Regions from separate parts of the Homo sapiens genome. Here all the other regions are linked to region 2. A link is an interaction called in ENCODE POLR2A ChIA-PET data of the cell type or tissue named here. Cell type or tissue: OCI-LY7. All regions are shown on one strand. Links, peaks and the distances in the headings refer to the core of each region. The heading gives the core; the rest is flanking DNA. Region 1 overlaps MAN2A1 (mannosidase alpha class 2A member 1). Region 2 has its middle 39 kb from the start of LINC01848. Region 3 has its middle 120 kb from the start of LINC01848.

Region 1 (10,513 bases), core at 3,542-8,541, 210 kb before region 2:
ACCAAATCGCAGTTCCTATATTTAGCTTTAATGCGGCGCTTCTTAACTGGGGATGTGTGAGAATCGCCTGGTGAGCCATTTTAAATTATAAAAGGCAGATCTCTGCGCTTTTCTAGGTAATCCCATTTGTTCCCATTGCTTGAAATTCATATTTATTCTGGCCACTCAAGTTTATATATTTAGCCCTGACTTCTCTCTTGAGTTCCAGACTTGCATGTTCACTGACACCACCATTCAGCTATCTAATAGTTTCAGAATATAACATTTGCCCTTCTGTCTCCTCCCCAGTAACTGGCTTGTGGGCCTGTTCCTCTAAAATGCCACCCATAATCCTCCCCCTTGCCCTAGCAAAAAACTCAATGCCAATTTTTTTTCCTTTCCTGCCCCTCCCATTCCTAACTCATCTTTCTTGTCATTCTTTCATGTTCCTTCCCTTCCTGTCCAAGCTACCATGGCTTTTACCTGGCAAACTGCAGTCTTTTACTCCATATGCCCTACTGTGGCTCCAGAATGGCTTAAAATTTTTTAATTGATTGATTCTAAAACTCAGTCTAAGATAAAGATGTTGATGCTGCTTTTTCTGAAAATTACTTTGAACCATAAAGGGTGACTCTGTCTTTTCTTAACTCCTTTATTCAAAGTTAGGTGTAGAGCCTTGTTAGACCAAATTATGCCCCTGGAAGACAGTTTATGAGGTTGCACGGCCTCACCCTCCATTGCTTGGGCTCACAGCTCCTTAGGGTCATGGCTCTCCAGCTCTGATGATGGAGATTTGGGCAAGAATTTCTCTAAAAAGGACTAAGCATAAGAATATAAGCTTTATTTTTGTAGGGCCAACTATTTGCTAAGTATATTAGTTTCTTATTGCTGCTATCACCACAAACTTAGTGGCGTAAAACAAGAAAAATGTGTTATCATACAGATCTTTAGGTCAGAAGTCTGAAACAGGCCCTACTGGACTAAAATAAAGATGTCTGCAGAGCTGCATTCCTTCTGGAGCTCCAGGGGAGAATCTGTTTCCCTGCCTTTTCCAGCTTCTGGAGGCTGAGTGCATTCCTTGGCTCAAGGCTGCCTTCCAGCAATAGCATCATTCTGATTTCTTGTGTCCTCACATCTCCCTCTCTGGCCTGACTCTTCCATTTTCCTCTTTTCCTTATGATTACATTGGGCCTACTCAGATATTCTAGGGTTTTCTTCCCATCTGCAAAGCCTTAAAATTAATTACATCAGTGAAATTCCTTTTGTCATGTAAGGCAAGGTATTCACAGATTTCAGGGATTATTAGGACAGGGATATCTTTGACTAAACATTATTCTGCTTACTGCACCAGGCGCTATTTAAATTTACTTGCATATACTAACTAATCCTCATAACAACCCTATGAGTTAGGTATTATTCTCCCCATTTTACAGATGAGGAAACTGCAGCACAGAGAAGTTATGTAACTTTGAACTTGCCCAGAGTTACATAGCCAGTAAGTAGTGGTGCCAGAATTCAAATTTTGGTTGGCTTCAGAGTCTGTTCTTAATTATGACACATACTATCTGGAGGTGCATATTGTAGTACCCTTCAAAGTGATTTTTCAAAAGCCATACTTTTACTATGTAGCAGCAGCTGCAATAATACTTTCTTCACTGCTTACTTGTTGGCAGGTCCTGTGCTAAATTCTTTCACAGCCAGTCCAAGCAATGGATATTAGTATCTGCATTTTGCCCATAGAAACTGAGGCCCAGGATTAAGTTACTTCCCCAAGATCACATGGCCAATAAGTGCGGAAACTAGTATTGGAAGCCAGATAGCCTGAACAGGAGCCAATGCTTAGCCATTAAGCTGAATTGCTTCCACCTTTATCTGGTGAAGGATGTCATTAAAGATAAAGGTAATCTTTGCTCTTACATGGTGGGCACATTTGATGACATAATCAGAGTCCAGAAAGAACTTGATGTGTTGGAGTGATATGTTGAATCTAACACAATTAGATTTGAAGGAAAAAAAAAACATAAATGAAAGGTGGTATAGATCCTAAGTTTCAGATACATGCATACACTTTGGGGTAAAGTTTTGTTTCTTTTGAATGCTGCTATCGGTGGGTATATTATAAACATATATATCTTCTACAGCTCTTATAACTAGAAACTTGATTTGGTTGAGTGCAGATCTTATATCACTACCATGATAGGAAATAGTCCAGAATTATCTTGGGGTTCTTTTTCCAAACTTCCTTCACTCCCCACAAGAGGTGAAAATAATAGTCTCTTGAGCCAGGTTAGTGATGGTAGTGAAAATGGAAAACTTTTGATTGGACTGTACAGAATCCATAATCTTTGCTCTAGAAAGGGAGCCACATATTGTATTCTATTCACCAGGTCATGGTTGTCATCCTGTGGCCAACGTGGGTCCCATTCTATGTTATTTCCCAAACAGCCCATGAAAACCACCCTATTAATTAGCTCTTTCCTTCCCATTCTTACCTACTTTTTGGGATGCAGTGAAGACTTCTTTTGGATTTTCTTTCTTCAAAAATGGTGTGTTTTGTTTTTATTTGTATTATTTTTGGTGTGGGTTTGTATGCCAAAACATTGAATACTTAGAAAAAAATGTTACATGCCATTTTTCTTTCTTTCCTTCCTTTTTTTCTCCCAATAAATACCTAAGGTCCTGCTGTGTGCTAGGTAGGTAGGCATCAGGGTACAGTACATTGAGTAAAACAGCTATGGTGCCTGTTGTCAATATAGGGATTCATTTAGTGAGGAAAAGAGGGAAGCAATACATGAATAAAATAGATAATTGTAATAACACTGTGGAGGAAACAAGAAATAAATTGAGATAAACCATAACATGAGGAGGCCTGTTTTAGACTGGCTGGGGAAGGCTATGCAGAGGTGACGTTTGGCATGAGAGTTGAAGCATTATGTAAACAGAGACCATGTACAAAGGTTTTAGGGTAGGGTGGGGAGGAGCTGGCTTGGAACGGAGATAAGATGAAGGTGAAGCTAAGTTGAGAGAAAGAGATATTCAGTCCTTACTGACTGTGGTGTACAATGTTTTGATTTTGAGGGTGCCTAACTAGGTAGAGATTAAAGCCCTTTACTGGAGATCTGAGGACTGTAGGTGTCTTTTTGAGGAGGATGATTTTTGGACTTAAGTTTGAAAGCCAATTTGAGGCATCAGGCAGGTATTTGAATATATGGGTCTGTTTTTCAGGGGTGAGGTTTCAGCGGGAGATACAAATATGGGAGACATCATGGAATTTAAATCATGGAGTGGATGAGATCATGTAAGAGAGTATAGAGAGGTAAGAGGCTCAAGAAGCTAACCTTGAGGTGCTCTAACATTTAGAGCTTGGGAGAGAAGGAGCCAGCAAAGGAGACTGATAAACAGTTGGCAGGAGGAAAACCTAGGGCATGTTGTATTGGGAATGAGTAAAGAAAACATTTCCAGAGGGAAGGAGTGCTCCATTGTGCCTAATACTCCCTGAGATGACGGATAAGGTAAGGGCAGAGTGCTTTTCATCAGGCTTGAAACATGGGAGCCTCTGGGAACTTTACAAGGTCAGTTTTGGTGGAGTGGTGAGCAGATGCTGATTGTAATGGGCAGATGAATGAATGGGAGTTTGTAAGGAAGGGGGATAATGAGTAGAGAGAAACTTTTGATAATCCCGGTACATGAAGTGGGTGGGGCCCTGGAGGGGAATGGGAATGTAAGATGTTTTATTCAGGGTTCTCCAGAAAGACAGAACTGATAGGACACACACACACACACACACACACACACACACACACATGAGAAGGGAGTTATTAGGAGAATTGGCTTATTTGATTATGGAGACTGAGAAGTTCCACTATTGGCCATCTGCATCTGCATGCTGGAGAACCAGAGAAGCTGGTAGCAGGACTTAGTCTAAGTCTGAAGGCCTTAGAACCAGAGAAGCCAATAGTGGAGCTCAGTCCAAGGTGGAAGGTGCAAGAGCCCAGGGACCACTGGTGTGAGTCTGGAGTCTAAAGGCTGGAGAACCTGGAGTTCTGACATCCAATGGCAGGAGAGGAAAAGCGGCCAGGCTCTTAGAGAGGATGAGAATTTGCCCTTTCTCTGCCTTTTAATTCCATCTGGGCTCCCAGTTGATTGGATGGTGACTACCACATTTAGGGCACATCTTCTCCACTTAGTCCACTCACACACCGTCTCCTCTGGAAACACTCTCACAGATACACCTGGGGCAGCTCAATAATTCTAATCAATTGCTAAACCACCTGGGTTTCACTTTGAGTAGATAAAGGATGGGCCCAGTGCCTACTGAAGCCCTGAAGAATAATCAGTGTTTGACCAGCTATCTGGATATTCATTAATCTAGTCAAGTTGAACCCCAAATTAACCATCACATGGGGTTAAGCACAGGAGGGTGGAAGCACAGAGTTTGACTTTTTTAGATGTATATAGCATATAATAAATATTAAGTTCAACCTTACGAAATTGGTGATATTTGACTATGTTTTACCTATGAGAATGGCATTTTCGTATAGTTTGATCTAATAGAACATGTTACATTACTGAGAATGAGTTGCTTTTAGAAGTGGAACTTGATTGAGCAATATTGAGAGGGTTTAATCAAAAGGGCAAAGAACAAAGCCTTGGAGCAGTTGAGATAAATGGGATTGTTGCTCGGCAGAGGGTTGGCCTTTGAAGCAGGGAGAAGGAAAGGCACACAGTTTTCCAGGAAGGCAGGAGAAGATACACAGATTCAGCCATGCTGGAAGGATCACAGTGAGGCCAATACCAGCGGGTAGTGTCCTATTTGAGGCAAATAATTATGTAATAAATTTACGGATTTAGCTGTAGATACACATTGATTGATTTTGTTCATAGGACTGAGTGGTAACTGAGCCTGTTCTACCTTGTGGTAGACTCTAAATTTGTTCTCTCAAAGGTATTTGATATGTGATTTTTTGCTTGGTTTTTCTCTTTCACTAAAAGCGGAGTAAATCAAATATCATGACCTCCTTCCCCACTCCTGAGCGGTGCAATGCTGTGGCCTCCCTGTAGAACTGATTAGCAAATCAAAGAATAAAGTAGTTTTCTCATAAGTGATTTTCTTGCCCTACAGAAAATTGTCTTTTTCAATGTTACTATAAGTATTCTTTGACTTCTCAGCATAATTGAAGCATTATCTATGATTTCTGTTTCTTTAATGCAGACTACAAGTGCATCCTTTTAAGGTCATTCCACTCTTCTCTGTCACATGTACAGAATTTGCTTATGAGGGTGTTCATTTCAAGAATTTCACCTGTTTGGAGGGAGACTTTATTCCACCGCATAATATAATTTTAAAAATGATGTTCTTTAGACCATTGTGTGCATATATCCCTAGGCCATAATTTTCTCCATGTACTTAATTCAGTACAGAATTCCAGGTACTGATCATTAATGATATCTTTAAAGCTAAATGAGATTGAAAGTCATCTTTAATGGCTGTAGGATCCTTTTTTCATGAACTAACTCCTCTAGCTAATGTTTATTTTGAATAATACTCTTATCCATGGATTATGGGACCAAAGCCATAATAAAAATATTCCCAGGAAGGGTTGTCTTCTTATTCAGTGTGTACTTGTTGAGCTATAGGCAGTTTTGCTGTGTATATGGCTCTAAAATGATCTTTTCCTCAAAGTACAGAAAGATCTGGAGAAATGTGGGCACTCATGTATTAAGTTTGTAGTATTATAATATTGTAAGTATAAGATAAAATGTGGTATTTTTTTTTTTTTGAGACGGAGTCTCGCTTTATCGCCTATGTTGGAGTGCAGTGATGCGATCTTGGTTCACTGCAACCTCTGCTTCCCAGGTTCAAGCAATTCTTCTGCGTCAGCCTTCCGAGTATCTGGGACTACAGGTGCATGCCACCACACCCAGCTAATTTTTATTTTTTTATTATTTACCTATTTTTTTTTTTGAGACCAAGTTTCGCTCTTGTTGCCGAGCCTGGGGTGCAATGGTGCGATCTTGGCTCACCACAACCTCCGCCTCCCGGGTTCAAGTGGCTCTCCTGCCTCAGCCTTCCAAGTAGCTGGGATTATAGGCGCCTGCCACCATGTCCAGCTAATTTTGTATTTTTAGTAGAGACGGGGTTTCTCCATGTTGGCTAGGCTAGTCTCAAACTCCCGAACTCAGGTGATCCGCCCGCTTCGGACTCCCAAAGTGCTGGGATTACAGGCGTGAGCCACCGCGCTCAGCCGCTAATTTTTGTATTTTTAGTAGAGATGGGGTTTCACCATGTTGGCCAGGCTGGTCTGGAGCTCCTGACCAGGTGATCCACCCATCTCAGCCTACCAAAGTGCTGGGATTACAGGCATGAGCCACCGTGCCCGGACAAAATGTGGTATCTTTAAAAGCTCTGTGGTGATGGCATTTTAGATTAAGGTAATGTTTTATTTTATGAAGATGTGTAGCTGTACTGCTGGCGAGATGAATCAACATGTTCTAATACTGCTTGTAATAAGAGTAACTTGATTTACCATTACCTGCTGTGGTAAATTTGTATCTTCAGTATTGGAATTATTCAACAGAATCTATCAGAAGGGATTTCAAAAGCTGCAGTCTGTGGTGTTGTGATAAGTGAAGAAAAGCATTTCCCCTATTTCAGACAGCCTTTGATAGCATATGTATTTAGGAAAATATATACAGATTCATCAACTGTACCTGACTCAAATATTTTTAGCTTCTTTGGGTTGAACTTTGGGTTATGCCAAGGGATCCCCTTTCGTCTTTTCATGGAGAATCACTTGTAACCAATGTTGATGTGCACTTACAAAGAAGGGTGTAAAGGTTTATAGGACGATACTACTCGACAGCTCTGAGGATCTGGAATCTACATGGTTCAACTAGCTTCTCTATTTGAGCCCTGAACTAGTGTTGCACTCATCTCCCATTTCCTTTGCTTTGCCATTTCCAGTTGTAAAGTGATGTGTGCTCCCTCTCTTGCCTTTCACTGGTGCAGTGGGGCTTGTCTTTCAGGATGGGACCTGTGCTAAAACTTTTTCTTGTCTCTGTGTATGCTGATAAACAGGCTTTAGAGTTCTATCTTGTGGTGACTTATCACCCCACCCCATCTTAGAGATGACAATTGCCTTTAAAGGACTATAGTTTTAATGTGTAGAGGGGCTCTTTCTGTTATGTGCTTCTAAGTAGAGAGGCCTGTGAGAGCATCTTTCAGGTCTGAGAAGGTACATGGCTGTCTTGTGCTCCTTTCTTCTCTAGCATCAGGCTGTAGATATTCACCCCTAGTGTTGTATTGCCCCCAACCACTGCCACCCCCAGTGATTTGCTGCTAATTTTGGCTACTTTTTTTTTTTTTTTAATTCCAAAATCTGTTGCAGTCTCTTCGGACTTCTGCCAATTCTGGCATAGTTTGCTCAAATGATTGGCCTTTTCTTGGTAGATCTCAGTCTCTTAACTTCTCCCTTTCCCCTTGTTGAACTGACCAATAACCTGTGAGTATAAACCTTATATCTTGTGTGTTATATGGTCTTTCATATTTTTTCCTAAAGCATATCATGTCATACATACTATTTTTAAACTGCCTTTTCACCACTTCTGAAAATACCTTTCCTTACTTTATCTTCTGAAAATACCTTTCCTTACATTTCTATTTTAAAACAATTTATATTTCTAAATTTTCAGTGGCTGACATCCCTTCCATGATAATGAATCTATCGTTTGACCAGTCCCCTACTTTTGGGCGTTTGGATATTTTCTATCCTTTTCTCTTTTCTCTTCTTCCTTCTTTCCTTTCTGCTTTCCTGTTATTTCCTGGTAATGAGTATCCAGAGTTGTTTGTTCACCATGCATGTAGTTTTTTAAAACCTTAATGTGGGTTTTTTGAGGCTTTTGCTAGTTATAACATCACCTTGTGTGTTCAAAGACAGGGGCCCGTATCTTATGCATGTCTTCCTAGCATACATGCCTGACACAGTGGCCATTCACTAAAGAATTATTGTTGAGTTTCAGAAATATGAGGGCCATTTGACAAATAAATGAGTACCTTCTATGTACTTGGAACCCAGGATATAGGGGTGAACAAGGTAAAGATTGTCCCTGCTCTCATAAGGTGAGGTATTATTTTGTATAACGAGGTTTATGTTACAGAGATGGCAACCCTCTTAATGTGAGGATCAATGAAAAAAATTTAAGACACACAGTATAGCAAAAGCAGACTGAATGACTTCGGGTATGGTTACTTGGGAGATGTTCATGCTTATGGCTGAATTGACTAATTGATTTTTCCATAGATGATATTTCTTATTTAGGATTATCCACTAGTGTTAAGGGATTGAGATGGAATGATCTTTTTCAAGTTCATACTTTTTTGACCCTTGTGAGTAACTCCAGTCAATTATACTTAAATTAAAAATTTCATACCTGAATATAATATGCTGTTGTACAGTGATTCCAGGGACCCAAAGATATTTTAGGACTGAGTTTGGGGGGAACAGAAATATTTCCCAAAATATTTTTGGTCTTTCTGTTGCACGTCTTAAAATATGATTAAGCAAAGATTGCAGCCGCGGAGAAGATTTTCTGCTGTAAATTGGTGTTTCAACCCTGCCAGCTGTTCATGCTTTCTGCGATCCCACTTATAAAAGTGGAAAGTGAAGGGTGAGTGGCTGCCCTCGTAGGCAACCACATAATTTAAAAAAAAAAATGTGTATGCCTCAGCAGATCTATATTAGTATTTCATATAGCTGCCTTTTTCTTTTTTATTGTAGGGCCAGCTCTCAATGTTGCAAGAAAAAATAGACCATTTGGAGCGTTTGCTAGCTGAGAATAATGAGATCATCTCAAATATTAGAGACTCAGTCATCAATTTGAGTGAGTCTGTGGAGGATGGTCCGAAAAGTTCACAAAGCAATTTCAGCCAAGGTGCTGGCTCACATCTTCTGCCCTCACAATTATCCCTCTCAGTTGACACTGCAGACTGTCTGTTTGCTTCACAAAGTGGAAGTCACAATTCAGATGTGCAGGTAATGTATACATTCGTTAATAATCACTGGCCTTTTTTTTTTTTTGTTCTTTTTAAGATTTGACCTGATGTCTGTTCTGACTTGGTAAGTTGCTTAAACTCTTTGGATTCTAGTTTCTCTTTTTGTAAAGTATTTTGATTAGTCACATGAACATTAATGTTCTGTTTAGTGATAAAATTCCATAATTCTATTTCTCTCAGTTTATCTTACTATTTTATACTTACGTGAATACAGTCTTTTTGTATGCTTTTCAGGTCTTATTTTCTGTAATAGTTGAAAACCTTTAAAGGTTTAAATTTTGCCAGAGATTTTTTTTTACCTTCCTTTGGAGAATACAAGAAAATCCATGTTCTTATTATATATCAGTTGTACATTATAGATTTTGTACAAAGTAAGGTTAGACTTTTTTTTTTTTTTCTTAATATCCTTTTGCAAGAGGGAAGGGAAATATTCTAGAGCTGTACTTTCCAGTATGGAAGCCCCTGTCTGCGTGTGGCTACTGAGCACTTGAAATGTGACTAATGTGGCTTGATATGTGCTGTAAGTGTAATGTACACACACAGTGTTTCAAACTTAGTGTGCAAGATATCTTAATTCATTTATATATTGATTATGAGTTAAGATAATATTTTGGATATACTGGATTAATGAAATTTTAAAATTAATTTCAACTGCTTTGTTTTACTAGAAAATTAAAAATTTGGTTTGTATTATATTTCTCTTGGACAGCGCTATTATAGAGGGCAATGGAGTCGAAAACCAGCATTGGAAAGGACTTCTGCCTTTCTTAAACTCAGAGTGTTTCACTCACATTGGCTCTGCAAATTAGGGCAAGGCTGTGTTTAACCTTGTGCCTTAGACCAGAAACTGGATTTTGGGGGAAGGATCCTAAGGGGTAAATATTTTAAAGTTGGACAAAATTATTTGGCTTCTGGCCTCGTTTTCGAATATGTACTTTCCACTAACTGCTGAGGGCAGAGAACATGATATGATCTTGAGGTCGTGGCTCACAGGCCAAGCTGGAAGCTGGGGACAGTGGAGCTGGCCAGGTCTTGCACCTGCAACCTCATCAGCTAGAGTGTAGCCAGATTCTGATAGGATCAGAATCCTGTGCTTACAGGGATAGCTGTTTCTGTGAGGTTTGGCTTTATTTAGTTTTTTGTTGAGTACTTCTTGAGTACCTAGCCTTGTTGTCATCCATGATAAGGGAACAGCAAAAAAAAAAAAAAAAAATTATTTTTGTTGTGTGGTCTAAATCTGGGCTGGACAGAAAGGAGTTGCAGAGCAACCATGGAAGTCAGGCAGAGCAAGTCAGGAGGGTACTGGGAGAGCTGCAGGACTGAAGGAAGAAACAGACACTGCTAACACATCCTCCTGCCCAGCTTGTTTCCAAAGATTTGTCAGCTTATCCTTGAGAAGATTTTATTTTATTTATTAAACTCATATATTCCATAGGGAGATAAATATTATTGGCTTAAAATACTTTGTATTGACTTTCATAT
Region 2 (10,513 bases), core at 2,382-7,381:
CTTGAATGTGGAAACTAAAGTTCTCTACAGTGAACTCTGAGGGATTTTGTCAACATGAGATAATTCTCTTCCAAGATAATGACTAAATTTAATCTCACAGAAGCCTGATAACAGATAATTCTCCTGACAGCCATGAGGCTGCTGGGCTTGTGTGTGAGTGGTGAGAAACTGAGCAGTGGACAGAAGTCCTGAAGTGTGGGATGCGAAGAAAATGGTGAGAAGAGAACAGGACATCTCCAGGGAAAAGAAGGCCCCAGTTAAACACTGCTGTGTCTGAGATAGGACTCTTAGAGCAAGCCTAGCTCTGCCAAAGGCATGTGCAAAGATGTTATTTCAAGTCCTAGAGACATTTCTGGGTGCATTTATTTCCATTTCTTGTTTTTTAATGCTTGTATTTCTCTTCCTAAAAATACTGCCCCTGTGATACAGTTAGGCTTTGTGTCCCCACCTAAATCTCATCTTGAATTGTAATCCCCATAATCCTCATAATCCCCACTTGTCAAGAGAGAGACCAGGTGGAGGTAATTGAATCATGGGGTGATTTTCCCTTATGGTGTTTTCAAGATAGTGAGTTCTCACGAGATCTGATGGTTTTATAAGGGCCCCTCCCCCTTGGCTTAGCACTTCTCCTTCCGGCTGCCTTGGGAAGAAGGTAAGAAGGTGCTTTGCTTCCCTTTTATCTTCCACCGTGATTATATGTTTCCCGAGGCCTCCTCAGCCATGCTGAACTGTGAGTCAATTTAACCTCTCTCCTTTATAAATTACCCAGTCTTGGGCCATTCTTAATAGCAGTATGAAAATTGACTAATACAGTAAATTGGTACCACAGAGAGTGTGGTGCTGCTATAAAGGTACCTGAAAATTTGAAAGCGACTTTGGAACTGGGTAACAGGCAGAGATTGCAACAGTTTGGAGGGCTCAGAAAAAGACAGGAAGATGTGGGAGAGTTTGGAACTTCTTAGAGACTTGTTGAATGGTTTGGGCCAAAATGCTGATAGTGATATCAACAATGAAGCCCAGGCTAAAGTGGTCTCAAATAAAGATGAGAAAATTACTGGGAACTGGAGAAAAGGTCACTCTTGCTATACTTTAGCAAAGAGACTGGCAGCATTTTGCCCCTATCCTAGAGACCTGTGGAACTTTGAACTTGAGACTTAGGGTATTTGGCAGAAGAAATTTCTAAGCAGCAAAATGTTCAAAAGGTGACCTGGATGTTTTCAAAAGTATTCAGTTTTATGCATTCACAAAGAGACGGTTTGGAATTGGAAGTTATGTTTAAAAGTCTGGAAAATTTGCAGCCTGATGATGCAATAGAAAAGAAAATCTCATTTTCTGAGGCGAAATTCAAACCAGCTGCAGATATTTGCTTAAGTAACGAGGAGCCAAATGTTAATTGCCAAGACATGGGGGAAATGTTTCCAGGGCATGTCAGAGACCTTTGCAGCAGCCCCTCCCGTCACAGGCCCAGAGGCCTTGTTCCTGGGCCTTGCTGCTTTGTGTAATCTTGGGACTTGGTGCTTTGCATCCCAGCTATGGCTAAAAGGGGCTAACTTACAGGTCAGGCCATTGCTTTGGAGGGTACAAGCTCCAAGCCTGTGGCTTACACATGGTGTTGAGCCTGCTGGTGCACTGAAGTCAAGAACTGAGGTTTGAGAACCTCTGCCTATATTTCAGAGGATATATGGAAACACCTGGATGTGCAGGCAGAAGTTTACTACAGGGGTGGAACCCTCATGGAGAACCTCTCCTAGGGTAGTGTGGAAGTAAAGTGTGGGGTCAGAGCCTCTGTTCAGAGTCCCTACTGGGGCACTGCCTAGTGGAGCTGTGAGAAAAGGGCCCTTGTCCTCCAGACCCTGGAATGGTAGATCGACTGACAGCTTGCACCATGCACCTGGAAAAGCTGCAGACACTCAATGCCAACCTGAGACAGCAGCCAGGAGGGGGCTATACACTGCAAAGCCACAGGGGCAGAGCTGCCTGAGGCCATGGGAACCTACCTCTTAGATTAGCATGACATGGATGTGAGACATGGAGTCAAAGGAGATCGTTTCAGAGCTTTAAGATTTGACTCTCCCATTGGATTTAGGACTTGTATGGGGCTTATGGCCTCTTTGTTTTGGTCAATTTCTCCCATTTGGAATGGGTATATTTACCCAGTGCCTTTACCCCCATTTTATCCAGGAAGCAAATAACTTGATTTTGATTTACAGAATCCTAGGTGGAAGGTACATGCCTTGTCTCAGTTGAGACTTTAGACGTGGACTTTTGGGTTAATACTGGAATGAATTAAGAATTTGGGGGACTGTTTGGAAGGCATGATTGGTTTTGAAATGTGAAAGGGACATGAAATTTGGGAGGGGCTGGAGGGAGAATGATATGGTTAGGCTTGTGTCCCCACCTAAATCTCATCTTAAATAGTAATCTCCATAATCCCTTGGTCCCCATGTGTCAAGAGAGAGACCAGGTGGAGGTAACTAAATCATGGGAGTGGTTTCCCTCATGCTGTTCTTAGGATGGTAAGTAAGTTCTCCCAAGATCTGATGGTTCTCCTGAGATGGGAGGTTTTCCCCCTTAGCTCAGCACTTCTCCTTCCTGTCACCTTGTGAAGAAGGTGCCTTGCTTCCCCTTCACCTTCCGCCATGATTGTAAGTTTCCTGAAGCCTCCCCAGCCATGCTGAACTGTGAGTCAATTAAACCTCTTTCCGTTATAAATTACCCAGTCTTGGGCAATTCTTTATGGGGGTATGAAAATGGACTAATACACCCTGGGAATTTGTTTCTCCTCCTTAGGACAAAACAAAAGATACAATATTTCCCTCATCCCGTGCTCCAGTCTAGAAACATTTGAGCCCAAATATCTATTGTCTGTGATGGATCCGGTGCAATGAAATTAGCCAATGACCAAGTCTCTAGATCCTTTTAAATTGACTTGTTAAATAAACTTTTATTGTAGGTTCAGAGGTACAGGTGCAAGTTTGTCATACAGGTAAATTGCATGTCACGGGGGTTTGGGGTACAAATTATTTCATCATCTAGCTAATAAGCATAGTATCCAATTGGTAGTTTTTTGATCCACTCCATTCTCACACCTTCCACCCTTATGTAGGCCCCAGTGTCTGTTGTCCTCTTCTTTGCATTCATATGTACTCAGTGTTTAGCTCTCACTTATAAGTGAGAACATGTGGCATTTGGTTTTCTGTTCCTGCATTAATTTGCTGAGGATAATGGCCTCCAGCTCCATTCTTGTTGCTACAAAGGACATAATCTGATTCTTTTTATGGCTGTGTAGTATTCTATGGTGCATATGTACCACATTTACTTTACCCATTCTACCATTGATGGGCATTTAGGTTGATTTCATGTTTTTGCTACAGTAAATAGTGCTGTGATAAACATATATGTGCACGCGTCTTTATAGTAGAATGATTTATATTCCTTTGGATATATATCCAATAATGGGATTGCTGAGCCAAATGGTAATTCTGTTTTAAGTTCTTTGAGAAATCATCACACTGCTTTCCACAATGGCTGAACTAATTACTTTGTCACCAGCAACGTATAGACATTCCCTTTTCTCTGCAATCTTGCCACTATCTGTTCTTTTTTGACCTTTTAATAATAGCCATTCTGACTGGTGTGAGATGGTATCTGATTGTGGTTTTGATTTGCATTTCTCTAATGATTGGTGGTGTTGAACATTTTTTCATATGCTAGTTGGCCACCTCTATGTCTTCTTTTGTAAAGTGAATTGAGCTATTTATTTATTTTTAAATATCCTCTTATTTGGACTCTGCTAGGTCCTGGCTTTGAATGGATTTTCTCTCTTTCTCTTCCTCCTCTACCACTGAGAGTGAGCAGGGTCCTCAAAAGCTGCCGGGCTCCTGGGGCATGTGGAAGGTTGTGCCTGCATGGATATGGAGAGTAGTGTTGGGGATGGGGATTGCTACCTTTCCGTCATTTAGGGCTTTTACCTGCAAAGGCCCATAGAGCTAGCTTTATTCAGAGTTTCATTGCAAAGCCTCATTTCTACTTTCCCCAACTCTTCTCTCAACCAGTCCTTGCCTCCAAGGACACCCATAGAGTCCTTGTGGTCATTTCTCGTGGTTATCAGCCTCCCATGGCTCATCCCTGCAGCTGCAGGAGGTTCGTGGTCCTGCCATTACCTCTTGCAGTTGGTTGGGGCTAGATCAGCCTTTTGGCTGCCAAGGGAGGAATCAGGAGCTGTTCCACATTTTGGGCTGAAGGAAAGACGTTGTAATTATGGATTGAAAGCCCCCACTGTTGGCATCACTGACTGCCCCCTAAGCAGAGGATTACTTAGAAATAGACAGCAGGGACACCCAGATGGACGTGGCTCACCCGACTTTTACTGGCTGACCGCGATCACCTTTTTCTGACCTTTAGAAAATGACAGAGTGCTGTGTTCTCCTGACTAAGAGTGTGACTACTGGGGAAGGGTGGCAGAATAATCATGCCCTGGGATGTTGCCATTTTATTATTTTTTTCTTTTTAATCTTAGCACACAATCCAGGAGTGTGCTAAAATGATTTGGACCCTATCCTTGAGGAGTTTAGGATATTGAAGGATGCAATATTAACACAGACATAATAATCGAGAACAACATAAAGGAGTCTATAATGGCTGCATAATTGTGTGCAATTGCCTGATGGGATAGTAGGAGGAGCCTTGAGGGCTGTGGGAGCCAAGAAAGCCTTCAAGAAAAAGTAACTTAAGCTGAGTCTTAGAGAATGTGCTGGATTTGAGTAGGGAGATGGAAGGGCATTCTAGGAGCCAAGACCAAAGGGGAAGGGACAGGAACTGTTTATTAGATGCTAAAGAAAGCAGTACAAACCTGAGGCATGGAAGGACAAGCTGGGAAGGTCTTTAACTGTTAACCCAGGTCCTGAAGCTCAGGGGTGAATCTGATCAGGTGTGAATCTCTTCTATGCCGAAGGTCCAGAGAGTGATTCCTCAAGGTCACAGAGCAGCCATGGTGCCAGATGCTGTGGTGTGTCTGTGCAGTCATAGGCTCAAAGCACTTCTCACTCAACCACATTGCATTTGCTCACAACTCATAACCCCTTTGAAGCTTGCCAAAACACAGGTGCACTTTTGTTTTGAAGACAAACTCTGAGAGCTGCTGATGGGACTTTTTGAGGCCACCATTGCTTCTGCAGCTGCTCATATGCTTCAAAGAACTGAGGCCTTAGCTGCAGGGGCAGGGGAGCCGTTGACTTCTGAGGTTTAGGTGGCAGGTGCCTTTTCTGCAGTCACTCCCTCCCTCTTTGGAAGCAGAGGGTGCTAGCCTCCTACAGAGAGGACTGTGAGCTCCCCCCTTGTCACGGATGGCCCTGCAGTGCCAAGTGCTGACAGGAGGTCGTGGCTGCTTTCAGCGGAGCATTAGCCCTAATAGGTTTGGCAGGATTTTAAAATAATCAAAACAAAGCAGGTTAGAAGGTTTGATGGGGGAGGTATGTGGTGACTGCTTGAGCTCAGATCACATGGTATGTCCAGCAGCCTGGCCCAGAACAGCTCCAAGGCCTGATGCCAAGGGTCTGGGCTGAACAGAAATCTGAAGTGGCTTTATCAGAGAAATTAGTGTGTGATTAGAGCTGAGAAGAGTCACGAGTCTTAACTTCTGTTTAGCACTCCAAGAATAAGGTGTCCCGTGTGGTGCCAAATTACTCCCTCTGGGCAGTCTAAAGCATGAGTGGGATGCTTATCCAGGGAGCACGGTGGAGGAAAGGTGTGGGGGCTGGGGGGAGGCTGTGGGGTGAAGAATGATGCAGTGCCATGGAGTAAGCTGTAGACAGACCTGCTTTGGCTTTGTTTGGGGGTGGGGCAGGGTGTGAAATACTTTCTGTACTGATTTCTATCCTGCGATCAGATACCTAGGACGTGTGTTAGAGCCAAGAAGAGACAGAACTTGACCACGTTGGGTATTGCTTGATTTTTTTTGTTTTTTAATGAGGTCTTGCTCTGCCTCTCAGGCTGGAGTACAGTGGTGCAATCAGCTCACTGCAGCCTCTGCCTCCTGGATTCAAGCAATCCTTCTGACTCAGCATCATGGGTAGCAGGGACTACAGGTGTGTGCCACCACACTCAACTTTTTTTTTTTTTTTTTGGTAGAGATGGAGTCTCCCTATGTTGCCCAGCCTGGTCCTGAACTTCTGACTCAAGTGATCCTCCTGCCTTGGCCTCCCAAAGTGCTGGGATTACAGGTGGGAGCAACCATATCTGGCTGGTATTGCATTTTTAATACAATTGGAATAGTATATTAAATATTTTTGAAGGAAAGAATAGACCTTCACTATGGTGGAAATGAAAGGAGTTACCCACCTCATTTTCCTTATGGTAGAACATTGTATTCCAGCCACCACAGGCACTCCAGCCTGTGGCTTTCGGTTGTGAATGACAGCCCACTGAAGTGACTTGTCCTTGCTATCTTTGTCCACAGCAATCCTTGGTTTTGCTCTCACTTTTGCCAGGGCCTCTCTTCTGCATCCTTGATGCCTTTGTCTTCCAACTCTGAATGTTTTTGGCAAGGACAGAGATGTTAAAAAGCTAGCAGGAGGGGCTGGTTCTGACAAAGGACAGGCAGACAGTGCACAGGTGGTGCACCCTAGCCTAACAAAGGCTCCTTTGCTCAGTGGTGGGGAAGAACTGCTGCGTGGCTTTGCTGGAAATCTGTCCCTGAAGCCTAGATGGGCCTAGCCCTCACCTGGCTAGGGATTGTCCCCAAAGCTCTTTTACTGCTAATTCAAGCAGAATGGAGGACTGACACTAAGAAAATAGGCTATCTATCTCATGAAACACCAGGGGAAGACATGTCTAGGTTTGGGACCAGCATCTTAAAGTGTTCAGAAAGTAACACAATTCCTCTCTCTCCCTCTGTCTCTGTCTCTCTGTCTTTATGTGTGTGTCTGTCTCTGACTTTTGAGGCTCTTGCTCTCCACTCGTCACTGTGTATCTGCTTTATTTTTCTCTTATTACACCAACTTTTGCTATTTCTTCAAGCACATGGCAGAAGACGGCTGCCTCTTATCTGGCAATTTTACAAAGCCCTCAACTCAGGCAAACAGTAGAGCTGTTCCTATCAGTGCCAACTCCAAATTCACAGAAAAAAATCTGATTAGTTTAGATTAAGTCAGAGAAGGTTAAAAGGGTTCTGAGGGAGGGATGTGATTGCCTGATTTCTGATCACAGTATATGCCTTAATGGTATACAGGCTGTCCAGAACAATTCCAAGACTATGGTCCTGGGGTGGCATGGTATGGATAGAAAGCTCACAAAATGTTCACATAGACAATTAATATGGCTGCCTGGACCCACATGTACTAGAGCTCAGAGAGGCATATGTGTGCAGGTACATGCTCACACATGTGTATGTGTGAAGCATGCATGTGTGGTCTTATGGTTGGGTAGAGACCCCTTAAAGTGCCTATCACATCAGATAGAAGGATAGATTTCTAGATAGAAGAAATTTGGGCCCATCTGTTATCTAGAAATTTCTTTTGTTGAAGGCTTCTTCCTGCTGTGTACTTCGGCAAAGTTCCTCATTAACATGGCCCTCCTGAATTGGGAGATTTGGTCCCAGATTCTCTAATCATCCTCTGTCTTCCCAGGGTGGAGAAGCTGATATATGCTGGGGAGTCTTTTGCGAATTTACATTTCCTTTAATATGCATTGGGCACAGATGGTTACCAGGTTGTCTCCGATTCATAAGTCTTCTTTCATCAAGGGCCGATCAAAATTTAGTGCAAGCAGGTTTAAAGGGACAAGCTTTTAGGCTTGGAAATGTGCATATAAATAAAAATGTTGCTGTAGCGGCTCCATTGTTAATGAAAGAAAAATGATCCATGTCCTCTTCCTGGATAACGGAGTCTCTGAATATATTTATTTCAAGATTTAGGTGCTGAGGGAACCGGCCACAAATCATAGAGCAACCATTAATGAGCCTCTGTCCCTACCTGTTTAGCTTATTAACTGCCTGTTACCTACAGTTCTATATCCCACTTGGGGACAGAAAATGGATGCATCAGCAATGCAAAGGCTGAAAAACACAGAAGTTAATCAAAAGCACATGGGAGCCTGGAAATGTAATCAGAAGATATGGGCTGGTTGTTTATTGGGGTACTGGGAGGTGGCTGGGAGGGAGGATCTGGTGCTGTCTGATATGAGATTTGGCTAATTAAATCCCCCTGTCCTTTAGTCAGTGTCCTCTCCACTCTGTGCAAGCTGTGGACATGAAAGGAATAGTCCCTGCCCTCAAGGAACCTACATGCTAATTGTGAGGCATGCTCTACATGCTGGAATCACAGAAAGCAAACTCAGGATAGCGCTGTAGAGGCTACATGAACCATTGTTAAAGTACTAAAAAATGGTAGATTGTTACACAGTAGAAAGAGCTTAGCTGAGAGAGAGGAGGTCTTGGATTTTGCTTTGGTTCTATGATATGACAGTGGCTGTGTCATTCACCTTTTCCCATCTTGATTTTCTGATAAAATAAGAGTTTGACCTGGATCATTGACTAAGGGTATTCATGAGAAGCACTTTAGGTATTCATGAAATTGGAGTAAAGACCGGAAGTTACTGAGATTTCAGGAACCTTCTTTTGGCTACTTAGCAAAGTAGAAGTTTTAATTCATAGAGAAGAAAGATGGAGCCACCCTTGGCAGGGACCCTTGTGTACATCAGGGTGTGTGTATGTGGAGGGAATGGCCTGCCTTGTGGGCATGAGAGCCAATAAAAGAGGGGAGTGGGTATCAATCACAAGCACAGAGATGGGCAGAACCAACTAGGCAGGTAGGCAAACCAGAGTTCAACACCAAAACCAACAGCTATGTTCTTTAACCCGAATATTCAGAAATCTTCTCAGTTACTTCCTAACTTGAAGGCAAAATTCTACTAAAAGCAGCAACAGTCTTTTAAAAGTAATTTGAAGACACAGATAAAAAACAGAAAACTAAAAAGCCTTGGCTCCATGATTAATTAAAAGGATCAGCTCAAATTTACAAAATTGCTTTAATAAAAGAAAACACAAAATCGCATACATGTGCCTCCATATGTTAATGATGGCTATTTTTCTTTGTTTTTCTGCTGCTGCTACAGCCATGTCCCATCTATCACTTGGTTTCGGGCATCATAATCAATTGACTTTACCATAAACAACATGTTGTACATGCAGCAACTGATAACAGCATTTAACTTGACACAGGGTAAAACCTCCCTCTTTTTTATTCTTCCAGTCTCTCAGAAGACAGAAAGAATAGCCTTGAATTAATTCCTTACTTATTGAGCCAAGCACGCATTTTCTTATGAACTTTACTGGGGCAGAGAAGTGCAGTCCAGCAGTTAATCCTACCAGATAACTATACCCACTGTGATGAAGCTCTGTAGGAACCCGTTATCCTGATGTCCAGAACAGTGCTTGGCACACAGTAGGCACTCAATGGCTGTATGTCCATCAGATCAATACTCCTAATTTTAGTTTCTCTGATAAGTGGTAAATTTCATGGAGAATTGACAATCAATCTTTACCCATGGAAGGGATATTTTTACATATGGAAGATAGCAAATCTTTTTTGTGGATTGAAAATAAGTAAATACGCAGAAGATCTCTTAGTGACTGCTACTGAATTGACACCCAACACCTTGTGAATTAACTGATTTTCTTCTATTCTCTAAACACGATGACTGAAGCTCATGGCACATTGAATGCTTACAGTCAGTTGGCTGGTCAGCCTTATGTTCTTGTTCTTCCCTAGGTTGGCTGTATGCTTGTATGTGTACCAAGAGCTAATTGTGTTTGTTTCCAAATCTCTTCCTTCCAGTTATCTTTAAAACTGTAATTATAGAATTAATTAAATACTACATAAACTGATGATATATATGAGTCATTTCTATGAAAAATAAGTTGAATGTTCTGAAGAAATTCAACGAAATTTCTTGTGATTAAAGAGTTTATATTGCATCAGCAGACAAGATATCTGTAAATGATGGAAAAGAATGTAAACATCTAGACAAAATATACTTTCAACTTTAAAGAAATGAAACCTGGAAATAATTGGCGATGGGTGTGCTTAACGCAAGAAAGACAATGTACAACTCCAATTGGCAAATGCCTACTCAAAGAATACTTAAGGATTCAAGGGAAAAGAAATATTTCAGCCATGTATGCATTGTTTTTGACAATAGTTTGCTCTTTTTACAAACATTTTCAATTAACAGTAAACAATTTTTCATGACTGGTAGGTAGCATGAGTTCTACTAAAAATAATTTAATGCTTTCAGAAAGAATTAAGGCTACACAAAATCAGCAGTGTAACTTGGCAGTGAAAGCACAATGATTGGGGGTTACAACCCTGGAAACTGCAACAATATGGGAACTTAGTGGAGTACTTCCAAGTGAAATGTGACCCATAGTCCCAGCTACTAGGGAGGCGGAGGCAGGAGAATCACTTGAACCTGGGAGCCGGAGGTTGCAGTGGGCCAAGATCGCGCCACTGCACTC
Region 3 (10,513 bases), core at 2,000-6,999, 85 kb after region 2:
CCTAAAAAACTTCTGCTTCTTCTCAGATCTCAAAAAGAATGTGAAGAAGGAGAATACATGGTTATTAGGCCCCTTCAAAAGAAACAGAGAAAAGGTGTCATTAAGAGGGCAAAGGACTATAGAAAGGGCATTCTGGGCCCAGGAGACAAATGCTATTTATTTCATAGTTTTGACGTTTCAGGGTAGCAAGAAGTCAGTATTCAATACATGTTTAATACATATTGTAAACGAGGGGTTGGCAAACTATGGTCAGTGAGTCAAACCCAACTTGCTGTCTATTTTTGTATGACCCAGGGACTCAGAATGGCTTCTGCATTTTTAAATGTAAAAAAAAAAAAAATATTTGCATGAGAACAGTTGTTCAAGAGTTGAGGACATTGCATCTTGGCTTGCAACATTTCATATATTTACTATCTGTCCATTTGCAGAAAAAGTGTGCCAACTCCTGTTATAAACTATACTAAATACTACAGGTGCACAATCACTTTTAATCTTCACAGCACCCCTTGGACACAGGCACATTACTTTCCCCAGTTCACAAATGAGGGGATCTTGGCTCAGCTGACTTAAGTAACTCACCCAACACCAGACAACAAGAATATGGCCAAGTTGGGATTGGAACCTGGGTATGTTAGTCAGGGTTCTCCAGAGAAACAGAACTGATAGGATGTTTATAGAGAGAGATTTATTTTAAGGAATTGGCTTGCATAATTATGGAGGCTGTCAAGTCCAAAATCTGCAGGGTGAGCCAGCAGGCAGCACACTTAGGAAGAACTGATGATGTAGTTCTAGTCCATAGGCTGTCTGCCGCAGAACTCCCTGTTGCTCCAGAGAGGTCATCCTTTTTGTTCTATTCAGGCCTTCAACTGATTGATGAAGTATACCCACATTATAGAGGGTAGTCTGCTTTACTCAAAGTCCACCAATTTAAGGGTTAATCTCATCCAAACATACCTTCACAGAAACATGCAGAATAATGTTTGAACAAATATCTGGGCACCACGGCCCAGGCAAGTTGACACATAAAATTAACCGTCACACTGGGTCTAACCGAGCAAGAACATTTGCTTATCTCTATCCTAGACAACTCTCTAATGATCTTTTGTTATTGTCTGTAAGAAAGAATTGTCTTTTAAAACTGGGAATGCCTACCAACTTTCCTCATATGCCCTTAGTGAAGTGAGTTTTAATTTGGCATATCCAGAAAAGTTACTCCTCACAGAATGCACAGATTCTCCTGTGCATCAGGAGATCCAAGTGGGCTAGTCCTTTTCCCTATCCCTAATAACTTTGTGAACACCCTTTGCATGTAGAAAACAAAATACAAATGCAGTTGATCCTTGAGCAACACGAGTTTGAACTGTGAGAGTCCTCCTACATGCAGATTTTTCTCAATAAATGTATTAGAACATGTTTTGGAGATTTGCAATAATCTGAAAAAATTCACAGATGAACTGCAGCCTAGAAATATTGAAAAAAATGAAGGAAAGGTTTAATATGCCATGAATCCATCAAATATATGTAGATACTAGTCTGTTTTATCATTTAGTGCTATAAAATATACAGGAATATATGATAAAATTTTAAAATTTATTAAAACTTAGGTACACAAACAAAGACTATACAGGCATTATTTACAATTGAGAGAAATGTAAACAGATGTAAAGACCTTTACGATGATCCACTTTCACTTAATGAATAGTAAATATATTTTCTGTTTCTTATGATTTTCTTAATAACATTTTCTTTCTGTAGCTTACATAGTTGTAATAACACAGTATATAATACATATAACATAAAAAATACATGCTAATCAACTGTATGTTCTTGGTAATGCTTCTCGTCAACAGCAGGCTATTAGTAGTTAAGTTTTTGGGGAGTCAAAATTTTTACTCAGATTTTTGAATATGTGGGGAGTAGGCACACTTAGCCCCCACAGTGTTCATGGGTCAGCTGTATAGTCTTGGAGCAACACTTAGGAACTTCCAAGAATGTAGAAAGAATTCTGATACTCTTATGCTAGTCTAGTTTCTCTTGATAGAAACTTTTAGAGTGGCATATTAATGTTTTTGTTTAGATTGTGACTAAGTGGCATTCTTGGAGTCCAGCATATTTTAATTTGTAGCCTTAAGTCTGTAATAAAGGTAGATTTCAAATATAAATTAAAGTAAAATATTTATAGGAATCAGTTGGCAATTAATATGTACTAATAACTCTTTTAAAATAAAAATATAATGTATATAAACATGGTATTTGAATATCTCTTACTAAAGAAGACCTTATAGAGCTAATTTACAATAAATAAAATTTTGTTTGTTTTGATCTTTTTGTTTTTTTTTTTAATTAAGTTCTGGGATACATGTGCAGAACGTGCAGGTTTCTTACATAGATATACATGTGCCATGGTAGTTTGCTTCAACCATCAACCCATCATCTACATTAAGTATTTCTCCTAATGCTATCCCTCCCCTTGCCCCCCACCCATGACAGGCCTCAGTGTGTGATGTTCCCCACCTTGTGCCCATATGTTCTCATTGTTCAACTCCCACTTATGGGTGAGAATGTGTGGTGTTTCGTTTTCTGTTCCTGTGTTAGTTTGCTGAGAATGATGGTTTGCAGCTTCATCCATGTCACTGCAAAGGCATTTAGGTTGGTTCCAAGTCTTTGCTATTGTGAATAGTGCTGTAATAAACATATGTGTGCATGTGTCTTTATAGTAAAATGATTTATAATCCTTTGGGTATATACCCAGTAATGAGATTACTAGGTCAAATGGTATTTCTGGTTGTAGATCCTTGAGGAATATCATTCTTTTTTATGGCTGCATAGTATTCAGTCATGTATATGTGCCACATTTTCTCTATCCAGTCTGTTATTGATGGGCATTTGGGTTGGTTCCAAGTCTTTGCTATTATGAATAGTGCTGCAATAAACATACATGCGTCTTTATAATAGAATGATTTATATTCCTTCAGGTATGTACCCAGTAATGGGATTGCTGGGTCAAATGGTATTTCTAGTTCTAGATCCTTGAGGAATCACCACACCATCTCGCACAATGGTTCAACTAATTTACCCTCCCACCAACAGTGTAAAAGCGTTCCTAATTCTCCACATCCTCTGCAGCATTTGTTATTTCCTGACTTTTTAATGATCGCCATTCTAACTGGCATGAGATAGTATCTCATTCTGGTTTTGATCTGCATTTCTCTAATGACCAGTGAGGATGAGCTTTTTTCCTATGTTTGTTGGCTGCATAAATGTCTTCTTTTGAGAAGTATCTTTTCATATCCTTCACCCACTTTTTGATGGGGTTGTTTTTCTTCTTGTAAATTTATTTAAGTTCCTTGTAGATTCTGATGTTAGCCTTTTGTCAGATGGCTAGATTGCAAAAATTTCCTCCCATTCTGTAGGTTGCCTGTCCACTCTGATGATAGTTTCTTTTGCTGTGCAGAAGCTCTAGTTTAATTAGATTCCATTTGTCAATTTTGGCTTTTGTTGCAATTGCTTTTGGTGTTTTAGTCATGAAGTCCTTGCCCATGCCTATGTCCTGAATGGTATTACCTAGGTTTTCTTCTAGGGTTTTTATTGCTTGAGGTCTTACATTTAAGTCTTGAATCCATCTTGAGTTAATTTTTGTATAAGGTGTAAGGACAGGGTCCAGTTTCAGTTTTCTGCATATGCCTAGCCAGTTTTCCCAGCACCATTTATTCAGTAGGGAATCCTTTCCCTCTTGCTTGTTTTTGTCAGGTTTGTCAAAGATCAAACCTTTGATCAAATCACAGCCTGGGCTTCAAGGTCCTACCGATATGTGATGTCATCCCCGGAGGCCCAGCTGTAAAATTCCTCTCTTTGTACTCTTTCTCTTTATTTCTCAGCTGGCCGACACTTACAGAAAATAGAACCTACGTTGAAATATTGGAGGTGGGTTCCACTGATATCTTTGGTATTTGATGTTGGTGACCTTCGGACGGGGTTTTTGAGTGGTCGCCCTTTTTGTTGAGGTTGATGGTATTGCTTTCCGTTTGTTAGTTTTCCTTCTAACATTCAGGCCCCTCTTCTGCAGATCTGCTGCAGTTTGCTGGAGATCCACTCCAGACCTTTTTTGCCTGGGTATCACCAGCAGAGGCTGCAGAAGAGCAAAGATTGCTGCCTGTTCCTTCCTCTGGAAGCTTCATCCCAGAGGGGCACCCGCCAGATGCCAGACAGAGCATTCTTGTATGAGGTGTCTGTTGACCCCTGCTGGAAGGTGTCTCCCCTTCAGGAGGCACAGGGGCCAGGGACCCACTTGAGGAGGCAGTCTGTCCCCTTAGCAGAGCTCTAGCGCTGTGCTGGGAGATCTGCTGCTCTCTTCAGTGCTGGCAGGCAGGAACGTTTAAGTCTGCTGAAGCTATACCCACAGCTGCCCCTTCCCCCAGGTGCTCTGTCCCAGGGAGATGGGAGTTTTATCTATAAGTCCCTGACTGGGGCTGCTGCCTTTCTTTCAAAGCCTGACTACTGTGTCTTTGTTTCACTTTGGTCAAGTAATAAGGCCATCTCAGAACCAAATAAAATCAGGAATTGAATGAGGTGATATTGAAAATGTAAGGCTCTGTGTAATTGTGTTTGGAAAATTTTAGCAGTGGCAATATATCAGTATTTTAATTTGCCTGGTGATGTATCTGTTCACCCATAAGGGGTATCTGGCTTGATTTTGATATGATTTACTACTACTGGTGATCATTTTGATTCAATAGCTTATGTATTTACAGAAATTCAGGAACAGGTGTTTCTGATTCAGCAATGTCTCCAGCATCTAATTTGGTATGCAAGTTAGTAGGTTGTGTATCATATTTATAGGAACTCCATTACATTCATAATGGGGTGAATATTTTCCCTGGGCCAAATCTTAAAGTTTATCAGGGAAATTACTGTGTATTCAGAGCCATGTACAGGAAAGTTTGTAATTCCATATTTAATTTTCTTGTTTTTCTTCTTGTTCTTTCTGAATCATCTTGTTTGAGAAGGAAAGCATTGAATAGCTTTTTTTTTTTTTTTTTTTTTTAAAGAAGGTGGGAGGTAACACTTTAGGTGTCAGTAAGAGATGTGAAGTGAAAATCTTCCTGTTACCTCAGGGGAGGGGCCTGATAGGACAATGGGTAGGGCCCACAGAATGCAGCTGGATGTTGGATAAAGGGCTAGTTCAGTCTCTGGGTGTCTGCAGACCTTTTTCTTGCTGTAGAGCTGTGAATAAGATGCTAAAATATATTGCTGATCCTTTGCCTCAGGGAGCTGAATCAAGGCTTTAACCTGATTTAAGCCCACACCTGAAAATATTTTTATCCTCTTCACTGGAGGCTGGATTTGAACAGCTGACTTCGAGGTGAAGTGTTCTACAGCCCAAACCCAATCCCTAGAGTCAGTCAAGCTGCTTCCTTATACATCTTCTGTTGTGCGGGGTTGGGAGAAGCAATGTTAAGGGTTCCTGAGGAAAAACATAATGTTGGCATCAATGGGGATATTGATGTGTTGTCGTTTGACTAGAGTTCTTTTATTTTAGTAAAATAAAGAGTGAAAATTAGCTTGTATAACACAAACTCAAAAAGGTAGGCCATGATCTGTTAAAAGAGGGGAGAGTTTGATTATATATTTCTGCACGAAAGAAGCAGATGCATCTTTTTGAAGAGGCTTGCCAGCACCACTATTCATAAATGTGTGTGCAACAGATAGTCTAATTGCCTCATTTATAGTAGTAGGACATACTGATTTCCTTTCACATTATTTACCCATCCACTGAGTTTTGGAGTAGACAGGGAGAATGCATTTCAATCCTGAGGGCTGCTTGTTTTAAACATTGCCTCTGTCTCCATGACAAGTGTTTTATTGTCACTTCTGACTAGATTCCTATTTTGGTTGTCAGTTGTCTGTCTTTTCAGGGTTCGTGAGTTTCAGTGAAGGTTCTGTGAATATTTTTTAAACCCTTCAGTTATCATGACTCTTCAAAAATCAGCTAGTGTATTCTGTATTCCTTCATGAGTGAAGAAGATAAACTGGGAACTATTCTGTGGCTTATTCCTGTGCATCATTCTGCAATCATTTACATCTGTGTAGCGTTTTCCTTTCATGCATATGAACCCACAGGATTGTTACAGTCTCTCGGTTAGGTAAGGCTGACTTTCATTCACTCGTTTATTTATTCATGCATATATTTATTGAGCACTGATGTGTCAGGCATTGGGCTCGGTTCCAGGTATAAAAAACATCAGTCCTTGTGTTCTAGAAGCTTCTAGAAGTTCTCTTCTAGTGGGAGATAACAAAATCTAATATAGATGGTCTCTGACTTATGATAGTTTGACTTTAAGATTTTTTGGCTTTATGATGGTGCAAAAGCGATACTCATTCAGCGGAAACTACTTTGAGTACTCATACAACCATTTTGTTTTTCACTTTCAGTATAGTATTCAGTAAATTATAAGAGATATTTAACACTTTTCTCATAAAATAGGCTTTATGTTGGATGATTTTGCCCAACTGTAAGCTAATGTAGGTGTTTTGAGCACATTTAAAGTAAGCTAGGATAAGCTCTGATGTTCAGTACGTTAGGCGGATTAAATGCATTTTGACATGATATTTTCAACTTGCAATGGGTTTATGAGGATGTGATCCCATTATAAGTTGAGGAGCATCTGTACTGTAATGTAAGTGACTCAGTCTGTTTATGCTGCTATAACAAAATACCTTAGACTGTGTCATTTATAAACAATAGAAATTTATTTTCACAGTTCTGGATGCTGGGAAGTCTAAGATCAAGGTGCCAGCAGATTAAGTGTCTGGTGAGGGCTTGCTCTCTGCTTCCAAGGTGGGCCTTAGCTTTGCTACTGGGAGGAACAGGAAGAGAGGGAAGACCTTGTCTCTACATGGCAGAAGACAAGGAAGAGACAAGCAAGCTCTTTCAATCATATATACATATATATATATATGTATACACACACACACACGTATATATATACTTATATATACACGTATATATACACGTATATATATATATACACACACTTTAAGTTCTGGGATACATATGCAGAACATACAGGTTTGTTACATAGGCATACAAGTGCCGTGGTGGTTTGCTGCACCCATCAACCCATCATTTACATTAGGTATTTCTCCTAATGCTATCCCTCCCCTAGCCACCCACCCCACCCCAACAGGCCCCAGTGTGTGATGTTCTCCTCCCTGGGTCCATGTGTTCTCATTGTTCAACTCCAACTTATGAGTGAGAACATGCAGTGTTTGGTTTTATGTTCAATCCTTTTTATAAGGACACTAATTCCATTCAGGAGGACAGAGCCCTCAGGACCTAATCACCTCCCAAAGGCCCCACTTCTTAGTACTATCACATTGGAGATTAAGTTCTAGCACAGGAATTCTGGGAGGGCACCAACACTCAGAACAAAGCAGTAAGTATGTTGAAAGTGTAGACAGAGAAGCAGGGAAGGTTTATTAAAGTCAGTATGAGGAATAGAAAAAGGTTTCACCAAGAAGCAAGAATTTAGGGTAAAATGTGAAAAGGAAAATGTTTTCCAGGTTGAGTAAGTGAGGATATCAAAGTAGGGGAAGAGGAGTACTGTTGCCGTTGCTTTATAGATAAAGAAACCAAAGTTAACAAGGCCACAAAGCTGCCACATGTAAATGCAAGTGCTTGAACTGAGATATGTTCATGCTGTTTTTGTTACACCCGGCTATACCAATCAGCAACTCATTAGATTGATTTTTCAAATTTTCTTTAATATATTCTATAAGAGCAAGAGTAGTGTATTCATTCCTTCATCTTAAGTATGAAAAGGCATTGAAGTCTTAGGGAGTGAAAATCCAGTTTGCATTTGTGTTTTTTATTTTGCATATTATTTTTCTGAAGTATAAATAAAATATTATAAAGTATTAGCCTTACAAATTGAAGATACCTATGATCAAGAAATAGAACACAAACTCCTTCACAGCCTCCCTCATGCATAGTAATTATAGCTCCTACAAATTAACTACTATTCTAATATCTTCTATCTCAATAAATTAGTTTAACATGTTTTTAGAGTTTTATAAAAATGGAATCATATGTATCTCTTGTGTTGGGCTTCTTTTTCTCAAAATTATTCACCCAAGTCACAGCATGTAGCAGTAGTCTGATGTTCATCATTGTTCTATAATATTCCATTGTAGGAATATACCACAACTTATATATTCTATTATCTATAAAGCTTTAGGTTGTTTCCACTATGGGTCTATGATGAATCACTGTTGTAAGACAATTTGTGCAGGTCTTTGGTGCACATATATGCACATGCTTTTGGGTATACCTCTAGAAGTAGAATTTAGAGTTTATAGAATATGCAAATATTCAGCTTTAGTGATTACTGCCACATGGTTTTCAATTCAGTCCAATTACTCAGTGTCTATTATTATAAATAGTATTTTCTTTGTGTCTTGTTTAATCAATCTTTGCTTGTTCCAAGGTCATGAATATATTCTCCTATATATTCTTCTAGAATTATTTTTGTTTTATCTTTCAAATAGAGGTCTATAATCTATCTGAAATGAATTTTTGTATATGATATATAGTGGGGTGAAAATGCACTTTTTCCCCCCATATGGATGCTCAATTGACCTGGTGCTGTTTATTGAAAAGGTCATCCTTTCCCTATTGTAGTGGAGCTTTTATCAAATTTCAGGAGACCAGGTAAATATGAGTATAATTATGAATTTTCTACTCTGTTTCATTGGTTTCTAATTGTCTATTCAGATGACAAAACAATGCTCCTTTAACTACTGAAACTTTATTATGTCTTAATATCTGGTGCTATAAAACCTCTTATTTTGTTATCTTCTTCAAGATAGTTTTTCTTATTCTTGGCCCTTGCCATTTCCACAGAAAAGCTGGAATTTTATTTGGAATTGTACTGAGTCAGAAAAAGGAAACTTTAGAATAATAAATACTCCAGTCCATAAATGAGATATATCCCTCCATGTATTTAGCTATTCTTAAATTACTCTTTCTGTGTCTTTTGTTTTTTTGTGTAGAGGTTTTATATATCTTTAATTTATTCCTAGACATTTGAAGATTTTTTTATGCTATTGTAAAATCTCTGATTAAAAAATTACTTCCTAATTATATGCACTATTGTATACATATATTTTATTGATTTAAATACTGAGTTTATATCCAGAAACATTGTTAGATTTATTTATTAATTTGTTAATTGTAGTTTAGGAATTTTTCAGTGCTCATAATTATATCATCTGTGAATAAGAACAGTTGATTTCTTTTCTTACTTTCCAAGATATTTTATTTGTATTTATGTATTTTATTTATTTGTATTTTCTATTGTACTACTTAGGACCTCCAGTATAATTTAAAGAGTCAGTAATAACTGATATCCTTGTTTTGTTCTTGAGCTTAGGCAAAGTGAAACCTTTTAATATGTCACCATTAAACTCCTATTAAATTCCTATTAAACATGACATTTGCTATAGAAGTTTTCCATAGCCTGTAATCAGATTAAAGATATGCTATTCTATTTCTAGTTTGCTAAAAGTAGCATACCTACAAGGTAGATAAATGACCCCTCCTCCTTTTAGGAGGAGCAGATAAAAGTTGGCAAGAATTTCTGGAAATGTTATTTCAATATAGCTCCCACCTGGACAGTGGCACATGGGAAAACAGTGAATTTCTCTACAAAAAAGTAGAAGAAAAGATGAGAGGGATGGACAGAGGGATTTCTGCTCTTTCTTTTTCTTTCCTGAGTTACCTTTCTCCTACCATCAACTTTTTTCTCGATTTCCACTGTAGATTGCAGCTCACTTGTACCCTTGATATATTGAATAGAGAAGCATTCTTGTAGCCATTTGATAGTCTGTTTTAGTTAAGAAACCACTTTTAATTGGCGGTGTGTGTGATTGGTGACCAGCTCAGCCAATGCTGTTTCATGAGCCACTGTGGCAGATGCCTGTTGACCTCACATCCAAGGGAACAAGGTAAGCTCTGATGCTTCACAGCTCCCCTCTGGAACATTCTGCCCCAACCCCTCACATTTTCAAGTAACAGCTGTGCTGTTGGAGTCTCAGTGATTAACAACTTATCAAACCATTTCCCTGGAACTCTCCAGAACTGCCTCTCATGGGGCACCTGATGGATTTCTACTTCACAGATGGCTTATCAGTTCATCAAGTTATTACTTGCTCTTCTGTCTCCATTTCTCCTGTGTATATTTTATGGGAAAAAAAATCTCCAGGTCATATGATAGGTGTTTCATCTTTGTTAACACAGCACTTGGTAATGAATCTTTATAATATTAGCTGCGTGCTGAACTAGCCCTATCCCTGGATTCATTTTGAGACTCTATAACTCCACATTTGCTTTTTTAGGAAAGCTCAAGATTATTTATTTTCTTGGTGGAAATCCTTGACATATTTCTGCCTAGAGGAAGAGCAAAATCAATATGTCCTACAGTTTTATTAAGTTTCTTTAAGAACAAGATATCTG

What was found. Peaks named below come from ENCODE experiments on the same cell type or tissue, not always from the same donor. Only the 100,000 strongest peaks of a DNase experiment are listed, where the experiment ranks them.
Region 1: POLR2A ChIA-PET joins it to region 2 with 5 read pairs; 2 of 35 experiments call an interaction of 5 or more read pairs at or near these places.
Region 3: POLR2A ChIA-PET joins it to region 2 with 5 read pairs; 4 of 35 experiments call an interaction of 5 or more read pairs at or near these places.

The regions. Positions count from the first base shown.
Region 1 is chr5:109,704,764-109,715,276 of GRCh38, forward strand. It overlaps MAN2A1 (mannosidase alpha class 2A member 1), which reads left to right. Exons shown (of 22, transcript NM_002372.4): 2 at 8,757-9,011. Among named protein-coding and RNA genes, the nearest start is that of MAN2A1-DT, 19 kb to the left of the region's middle. In OCI-LY7, for the core only: no CTCF peak of the experiment used is centred there; no DNase peak of the experiment used is centred there.
Region 2 is chr5:109,916,787-109,927,299 of GRCh38, forward strand. No RefSeq gene overlaps it. Among named protein-coding and RNA genes, the nearest start is that of LINC01848, 39 kb to the left of the region's middle. In OCI-LY7, for the core only: a CTCF peak has its summit at 5,314; a DNase peak (open chromatin) is centred at 5,155; H3K4me3 peaks cover 604 bases; H3K27ac peaks cover 2,870 bases.
Region 3 is chr5:110,002,197-110,012,709 of GRCh38, forward strand. No RefSeq gene overlaps it. Among named protein-coding and RNA genes, the nearest start is that of LINC01848, 120 kb to the left of the region's middle. In OCI-LY7, for the core only: no CTCF peak of the experiment used is centred there; no DNase peak of the experiment used is centred there.